Linked DNA regions of Homo sapiens: region 2 is linked to region 1. The links are chromatin loops, found by intact Hi-C in ENCODE. Cell type or tissue: heart left ventricle. All regions are shown on one strand. Links, peaks and the distances in the headings refer to the core of each region. The heading gives the core; the rest is flanking DNA. Region 1 overlaps LOC105372310 (a long non-coding RNA gene). Region 2 holds the start of LOC105372309 (a long non-coding RNA gene).

Region 1 (4,388 bases), core at 235-4,234:
GTTTACCCTTAAAGGTATTGTGTGTGTGTCTTTCCTTCTCCCCCTCGTGCGTTTCCCGCACAGAACACTTTTGGTGTCACAAACAGGATTCAAAAACAAAAGTGTGCCACTTTTTAGCAACAAGGGCAGGGCGGGAGGCTCGAGGACTTCCCATATCCCCGGATGGAAACTCCCCCAGTTCTCTCCCTTGGCAATTGAATGGTCAAGGGGAACCGGACTTTGTAAGAATTGGGAATCTAAATTAGTGCAATTTAGACCTTTGTGCGTGAAGTGCTGCAGGGAATTCCAGTCAGCAAAGGAGACGCTGAGGGGATCTCCCAGAGTGGATGGTGTTTCCTTACTGCTTATAAGATAATGTGTCAAGATAGGGGCTGGTTGCATCCTATGAAATGCAGGGAAATAATTCATTTTACCAAAGGCTAAGCCTAAAATACTAGAATTTGCAACCCCTACCACTAAAAATGAGGCTCAGAAATTTATTGGCTTGTTTGGATTCTGGAGACATCATATTCCCCACTTGGGTAACATGTTACAACCTCTGCATGCAGCCACCAGAAAACGCTATGACTTTGGGGAGAGAAAGAGATCATGGCTTCCGAACAAGATAAACAAGCAGTGCAACTGGCCCTGGATCTATGACCCATTTGGGATGGTCCCGTAGAACTGCAAGTAACTGTCCTAGATCAACATGCTAATTGGAGCCTTAGGCAGAAACAAGATGGGAAGAGGTACATTTCTGGTTTTGGACCCAGAAACTGCCAGAGGCCAGCAAAGCTTATAACCCTTTCGAGGAGCAATTGTTAGCTTGCTATTGGGCTTTGCTGGAAACGAAACACCTCTGCTTCAACCATGATGTCTTTATGAGGCTTGAAATTCCTATTATGACTTGGGTCATGAGTTCCCCCGAAACTCACCAGATAGGGCACGCCAAGGGGGAGAACTGGGGGAGTTTCCATTCCGGGATTTGGGACGTCCCCAAGTTTCCAGCCTTGGGCTCCAGAGTCAGACACCGCACTCTCCAGGCTGGAAGATTCTCCACCAGGCCAGGAAGCAACAGCATGGGTTCCAGAGTGGGACACCCGCACTCACCAGACTATGAAGGACTCACCACCAGACCAAGAAGCAACAGCCTGAGCTCCAGAGTCAGACACCACCCTCATCAGACTGTGGAGGATTCACCACCAGACAGGGAAGCAACAGCCTGGGCTCCAGAGTTGGCCACTCGTCCGTGCACAGACGAGGAGAGGTCTCATGAAGCTTCGGTGCAGTCTGGGACCACAGCTCTTTAGTAACGAGTTGTTTGGCATAAAGCCCAGTCACAGGGCTCTTCAGGACAGGGCTTAAGGAACACAAAAAGGTCAGCTTGTTTTTGTGATTGTCTATTGTTTTTCAACAATAGTAGCTGTAATCCCAGCTACTCAGGAGGCTGAGGCAGGAAAATCGGGTGAGCGAGACCCCGCCACTGCACTCCAGCCTGGGTGACAAAGCGAGACTCCGTCTCAAAAAAAAAAAAAAAAACATTAGCTTTAGTATTGATAATACACTACTAACAAAGTAAACGTTGATTTTCTCTTGAACAAAAATTTTATGTATTATTAATATGCCAGCAAAATACTTCTGTTCACCTTTTGAATACATTCAAAAGGAGAGTGAGTACAAAAGAGAATTTTCTCATGCTCTGGGGGGGGCCTGGGTCAGCTCAGGAAGGAAGCCCTGCCTGTAAAGGCTGCAGCTTAGGCTGTCTCTCTTCACTTAGCCCAGCATCTGATCACATCTTCTGTCACTCAGGGCCTGAGGGGCGGGACCTAAAGCATTATCCAATCAGAGACGCTGGGCTGGAAACCGTCCAATCAGGCACGCAGCTGGAGCGACGAGGACGGCTTTCCGCTTTTGGCGCGGCCTTTGTCTCTAGCTGCAGCCGGCGTTTCAGGTCTCGTCTTCACTGGTCTGTGTCCTATTCTCCTGGAGGCCCAGCCTCTGTGGCCCTGTGACCTGCAGGTATTGGGAGATCCACAGCTAAAACCCCAGGACACCCTGGAAGCATAGAAATGGTGAGAGTGCCCGGCCGACATCCCGAGACAGGAAGAGGGGCAGGGTGGAACTGGTGGGAAGTGACTGTGGCGGGACTCAGGCCTCTTCGCAGTCAGCTCCACAATGTGCGCCCCAAGTTCTCCTTGCCCAGGTTGGCCTCAGCCCCCTTCAGCCTTAAGATGGCGACTGCGCTGACAGCCGGGCCGCCAGGCCTCCTGTCTCTTCCTCTCGCAGTGACTGTGCCATGGCCTGGAGCCCTTTCTAGGCAGCTCTGCAGCGGCAGCGCCGCGTTTCTCCCAGATTTTGCAGGGACCATGGGAGGGTCGTCAGGGGAGAATCCTGACTCGGGATGTGGGTTCATGAATGGGAAGAGCTTTGGTCCGTGGGGTTCACAGTTTCTCTTTTCTGTTATTAAAAATGTGTGGAATCCGGGAGGTGGAGCTTGCATTGAGCCGAGATTGCACCACCACTCCAGCCTGGGCGACAGAGGGAGACTCCGTCTCAAAGAAAAAAAAAAAGTATGGTGCCAGGTACGAAATGCCAGTAATCCCAACACTTTGGGAGGCTGAGAAGGGCTGATCACTTGAGGTCAGGAGTTGAAGACCAGCCTGGGCAAAATGGGGAAACCCCATCTCTACAAAGAAAATAGAAAAATTAGCTGAGTGTGATGGCGAATGTCTCTAGTCCCAGCTACTCGGGAGGCAGAGGAGAGAGAATCGCTTGAACCCAGGAGGCGGAGGCTGCAGTGAGCTGATATCACACCACTGCATTCCAGCCTGGGTGACAGAGCAAGACTTTGTCCTTTTTTTTTTTTTTTTTTTTTTTGAGACGGAGTCTCGCTGTCGCCCAGGCTGGAGTACAGTGGCGCGATCTCGGCCCACTGCAGGCTCCGCCCCCTGGGGTTCACGCCATTCTCCTGCCTCAGCTTCCCGAGTAGCTGGGACTACAGGCGCCCGCCACCTTGCCTGGCTAATTTTTTGTATTTTTAGTAGAGACGGGGTTTCACTGTGTTAACCAGGATGGTCTCCATCTCCTGACCTCGTGATCCGCCCGCCTTGGCCTCCCAAAGTGCTGGGATTACAGGCGTGAACCACCGCGCCCGGCCTAAGACTTTGTCTAAAAAAATAAATAAATACATAAATTATGGGAGTCACCGCAAAAATATCAAATAATTTAATCAGTCATTCAAGAGCACCCAGCTATAGTTTGTAGTTTGCGGTCCATGGGAGGGGCTTGAAGGAAACATTGATAAGGTGCATGATGAAGAAAACCATATTCAATAATTCAATACGTATAGTTATGTAGTTTCTTTGTACAATTAAGGTGGAAATTTCCTGGTTATGTAATCAGAGCTTAATTGGCAGTTTATGGTTTTTTAAGCCTGAATTTTGTTTCCCGAATGTAGTAATTTAGCAAAAACTGCACTTGAGTTTAGATTTTTATTTTAGAAGGAGGAATCCGAGGACTAGAGCATCCTCAGTCTAATTGCCTGCCACTTAATTATTTCCACACCCCACAGGGGACTGATTTTTCCCTAGCATTTTTCACATGTGTCCTAAGCAGGGCCTGAAATGTACCCCACGTTCCTCAATTAATCATTTTTTTTAAAGCATTGCATAACACTATTGAAAAGACTTGTTTTCTCTTTGTAAATATTTCCCAGAAGAAAGCAAAGAATAATCCCCTGACACTGTATTGTAAAAAATATCTGTGCCTGCATTTCTTTTGTTGTTTTTGTTTTTTGAGATGGAATCTGGCTCTATTGCCAGGCTGGAGTGCAGTCGCGCGATCTCGATTTACTGCAACCTCCGTCTCCTGGGTTCCAGCGATCCTCCTGCCTCAGCCTTTCCAGTAGCTGGGACTACAGGCGCGCGCCACCACGCCCAGCTAAATTTTTGTATTTTAAGCAGAGACGGGGTTTCACCATGTGGGCCAGGATGGTCTCAATCTCTTGACCTCGTGATCCACTCGCCTTGGCCTTCCAAAGTGCTGGGGTTAGGCGTGAGCCACCGCGCCCGGCTCCTCTTTTTCTTTTATTTTTCCAGAGAACTTACCAAAATGTTTTTGGGTCAAGATTACCCTTTGTAAACTTTGTAGGGTGATGTGTCCTCAGCTATCCTTCAGTTTTTTTTCTGGGCCTGAGTTTTAGTACTTTCTGGGAATAAACCAAGATACCCACCATGGCTATGTCTGGTAGAGTGTCTAGTGACTATTAGCTCTTGGGTCATTTTCTCCCATAGGACCACCTGAAGTATACAGTGTAGCCTCTCAAAAGAGCAGGTGACAGCCTTGGGGCTGAAAGGCATCTCCTGTTGCACTTCTTCTTTTTTCTTTTTTTTTTTTTTTTCCTGAAAAGC
Region 2 (4,388 bases), core at 279-4,278, 190 kb after region 1:
TGCTGAGATTACAGGTGTGAGCCACTGCACCCAGCCTGACAAGTTTTTTTTAATGATACATCAATGTTGCATACCAGGTTTTATGAGAGTAAACATTTCTCTTATTATTGTTTTGAAGTTTCATATTAGTGTGTTTTTTCAGTGTAGGTTTTTTTTTTTTTTTTGGAGATGGAATCTCACTCTGTCACCCAAGCTGGAGTGCAGTGGTACAATCTCAGCTCACTGCAACCTCTGCCTCCCGGGTTCAAGCGATTCTTCTGCCACATCCTCCCAAGTCCCTGGGACTATAGGCACGTGCCACAATGCCTGGCTGATTTTTGTGTTTTTAGTCGAGATGGGGGTTTCACCATATTGGCCAGGCTGGTCTCGAACTCCTGACCTCGTGATCTGCCTGCCTCAGCCTCTCAAAGTGCTGGGATTACAGGCATGAGCCAACGCGCCAGGCCTCATTTGTATTTCAATAGGGTCTCATTCGGTCAACCAGGCTGATTTGCAGGGCTCACTGCTGCCAGAACCTCCCAAACTCAGATGATCCTCTCATTTCAGCCTCTCAAGTAGCTGATTTACAAGTATTTGCCATCGCACCCAGCTAGCTTTTTTGTATTTTTTTGTAGAGACAGAGTTTTCCCATGTTGCCCAAGCTGGTGGTGAACTCCTCAGGTCAAGTGATCAGCCCATCTTGGCCTTCCAAAGTCCTAAGACTACATTTCATTTTATTAAGTAGTTTACTTAATTTATATTTAAAATAATTTATTAAGGAAATGAAGTTATTACTAGTTATATTGTTATTGTTTTATGTGTTTCTAGTAGTTATATTTTTCTCATTTTCTGTTTTACTTGGTTTCTTTTTTTTTTTTTTTGAGACGGAGTCTTGCTCTGTCACCAGGCTGGAGTGCAGTGGCGTGATCTCGGCTCACTGCAATCTCTGCCTCCCGGGTTCAAGTGATTCTCCTGCCTCAGCCTCCCGAGTAGCTAGGACTACAGGCACGTGCCACTAAGCCCAGCTAATTTTTGTATTTTTAGTAGAGACAGGGTTTCACCATGTTAGCCAGGATGGTCTCCATCTCTTGACCTTGTGATCCACCCGCCTCAGCCTCCCAAAGTGCTGGGATTACAGGTGTGAGCCACCACACCCAGCCTGTTTTACTTTCTTAATTTTTATTTAACTTTCTATTGGCATGCTTTGATTGTATTTTATTTTGCATACTTTCTATAAATATTATCTTTGTAATCATCTTGAAAACTGAAGATTACACACACCTTTTTTTTTTTTTTTTTTTTTTTTTGAGGTGGAGTTTTCCTCTTGTTGCCCATGCTGGAGTGCAGTGGCGCTATCTCGACTCACCGCAACCTCTGCCTCCCAGATTCAAGTGATTCTCCTACCTCAGCCTTCCGAGTAGCTATGATTACAGGCATGCGCCACCATGCCCGACTAATTTTGTATTTTTAATAGAGATGGGGTTTCTCCATGTTGGTCAGTTTGGTCTCGAACTCCCTACCTCAGGTGATCCACCCACCTCGGCCTCCCAAAGTGCTGGGATTACAGGCGTGAGCCACCGCGCCCGGCAACCTGATGGGTTTCAAATGACCCCCCGGGTGCTCCACATCTCAAAAGTTGCTCCCATGAATCTGGAATGCTATCTGTTCCTTGGGGATCAGGTCCCACCTGTGTCTCTGAGACACTGACTTGAGATGAGGCCAATGAGTTCAAGCATAAATTGCCTAAGTCATCATCAGCTTCATGTTGTGTTCTGGAGCTTGTCCACTTAAGAGGGTTGATTTAAAAATGGCTCACAAGACACATGCCTGGGAAACGGAGTTTTCTCCTTTGCTCTTAGCAGATCTTGGGCAACCCAATAATTAACCTTCTTGATTTCTCAACTTTCACATTTGCGAAAAAGGCGCTAATGCCCGTGACATTTCCCTGAAGACACAGTCCTTGTCACCCCCTACAAAGCTCTGAAGTTGTGCACAGGTGGGCCAGGTGGCTGATTTCTCTCAAAAGCAGCTGAGCTCGCGCTCTGGCTAGAGAAGGCAGAGGGCTGCGGCACAACGGACATTGTCTCAGACATCAGGACAGTTTCCATTGCAGTTTAGGAAAGAAGGCAGCTCCCTGGGCTGGAAATGACGCAACACTCTGGAAAGACCCTTGGGTGCGGGTGAGAGAGGCAACCCAGCTGCATAGGGCCAATGAGAGGAGGCCGAACCACCCGATTTGGACAAAGGTGAGGTATACTTCCTAGCCTAATACCCTCCTCAATGCCCAGCCCAGACCTACCCTTCACGTCCCTAGCTGTATTCACTCTCCCTGGCAACGGGGCGGCATGGAATTGGCTGCTAGCAATGCTTTGGACACCGGTAAGTCCACACCTCTCAGCCCCTACCTCCAGGACTACGCACCGCCCCCATGCATACTGGGATTGTAGTTCTGAAGCTACCTACTCATTGGCTAAAAACCGTGAAGAGACTACAGCTCCCAGCATATCAGGCGCGGCGCGCACCGCCCTGCCCCTTCCTCTAGTGCTGCGAACTGCTCCCGATCCTGGTACAGGCTGGGATTGTAGGTCCCGTAGCCTTGTGGCCAAAAGGCTGGGAGTTGCCATGAGACTACATCTCCCAGAAAGCTCAGCGAGGCGCGCGCCGTTCTGCCGCTTCTTCCAGTGATGCGCACAGTCCCTGATCCCTGTGCGCGCTGGGATTGTAGTCCCGCAGCCCTGCCATCGCTGGCCGGCATTGGTTAAGAAATTTTAGCTCCCGGCATGGTGGGCGAAGCCTCCACCTTCAGCGTCGCTCCTCCATGCCTTCAGAGCAGTTCCGCCCTGCGGAGGGGGAGCCTTCCTGTTCTTTAACCTCTCCTACCTGACGGGAGTGAACGTAGCCAGGGCAGCTTGTCTCAGCAAGTAACTGTGATCCCGCCTCCCCCAACGTGCTGGTTTCCTGACTTCCAAAGTGCCGAAAGTTTGATTTCTCACAGACCCTCAAGGGTCTGGGATCGTTTCCCAGCCTGCTCAAAGTTGCCATGGTACTCACCCTCTGGGAAGTTGGAACACTCAGTGACACCATGTGTTCCTTGAAACTAATCTGTGTCGCCTTTTAGGCTTTTGAGACCACTTGAACTCTGACTTTGTGGCATTTATTACCAAATCTACTAAAATGGGTCAACTGTCTGATTTTACCTCCTTTTCCACACATGTTGGTTAGGTAATTTGTTGATTAGACATGGTTTCCTCCAAAAGGGGATTATCTCTTCCTGATTGCCTCCAAGAGAAGGATGAAACGGTTGGGGGCTCTAAGGATCTATTTCCCAAATTTGAGATTCCACATTGATCATTCCTGGGCAAAATGTGGCATTCTTTTCCATAACCACAACCTTAGGCCAGCCTGAGTGCCATCGCAGCCCAATAGGGCTTATGGGACTCCAACTTAGTTCTGGTTAAGTTTTGTGTAAATATACTTGTCTGTATTTCACCTGGCTCTACTGGATAAAATGTCTAGGAGAAAGTAGGAGGTAAGAAGAATATGGGTGAAATTATAGGTAATGGAATGGGACACACTGGTTCTGTGGAGGTAGAGAGAGAACAACAACCTAAAACCCAGGGAATGAACAACTTACCTCAGAAGTTATGGAGAATGAAGGGGCATTAATAAGTTTTTGTCTTTCTGAATTACTCCTTGTGCAACCCAGAAAAGAGTATGGGAATCCTTTTGGGCCAGGATAGGAGTAGTATTTGTTAGACCAGAAGGTAAGGCAGAGGCTGTGAATTCATCTCCTCCTTTTGGCTGCCCATATTACCCTTAAGAATCCTTTGAGACTATTCTGTCTCTGTGATGTAGGTGTGGAATTCTAGGGGGCAGCGTGCACACTCAATGCCTAGCTTCCTGAGACCACAGTTCCTTCAAATGATGGATGATATGGTTTGGCTGTGTCCCCACCCAAATCTCATCTTGAATTCTAGCTCCCATAATTCCCGTGTGATATGAGAGGGACCTGGAGGGAGGTAATCGAATCACGGGTGTGTGTCTTTCCCAAGCTGTTCTTGTGGTAGTGAATATATGTCACGAGATCTGATGGTTTTATAGAGGGCAGTTGGCCTGCACATGCTCTCTTGCCTGCCACAGTGTAAGATGTGACTTTGCCTCTCCTTGCCTTCCTCCATGATTTTGAACCGACCGCCCACCTCCAGCCATGTAGAACTGTGAGTCAATTAAACTTCCTTCCTTTATAAATTACCCAGTCTTGGGTATGTCTTTTTATTAGTAGCATGAGAACAGGCTAATACTATGGAGAACAGCTGCTTTTTTCAGAAGAGACTCAGTCCCCCATAGGTAAGCTGAAGCTGGAAGCTAGGCAGCATTGATTACATTTTCTCCTTCTGTGAACTGGGGCT

Evidence for each region. Peaks named below come from ENCODE experiments on the same cell type or tissue, not always from the same donor. Only the 100,000 strongest peaks of a DNase experiment are listed, where the experiment ranks them.
Region 2: it touches region 1 in a loop (2.0-fold over the local background); 2 of 110 quality-filtered maps call a loop at or near these places.

The regions. Positions count from the first base shown.
Region 1 is chr19:20,235,951-20,240,338 of GRCh38, reverse strand. LOC105372310 (a long non-coding RNA gene) reads left to right here. Exons shown (of 7, transcript XR_007067164.1): 3 at 549-1,357; 4 at 1,789-2,051. Among named protein-coding and RNA genes, the nearest start is that of ZNF486, 71 kb to the right of the region's middle. RefSeq lists enhancers at 1,114-1,632, 2,144-2,654. In heart left ventricle, for the core only: no CTCF peak of the experiment used is centred there; DNase peaks (open chromatin) are centred at 1,838 and 2,258; H3K4me3 peaks cover 1,631 bases; H3K27ac peaks cover 1,395 bases.
Region 2 is chr19:20,050,400-20,054,787 of GRCh38, reverse strand. It overlaps LOC105372309 (a long non-coding RNA gene), which reads left to right and starts at 1,995. Exons shown (of 3, transcript XR_936387.2): 1 at 1,995-2,225. RefSeq lists enhancers at 1,985-2,711, 2,712-3,439. In heart left ventricle, for the core only: a CTCF peak has its summit at 2,532; a DNase peak (open chromatin) is centred at 2,497; H3K4me3 peaks cover 1,704 bases; H3K27ac peaks cover 759 bases.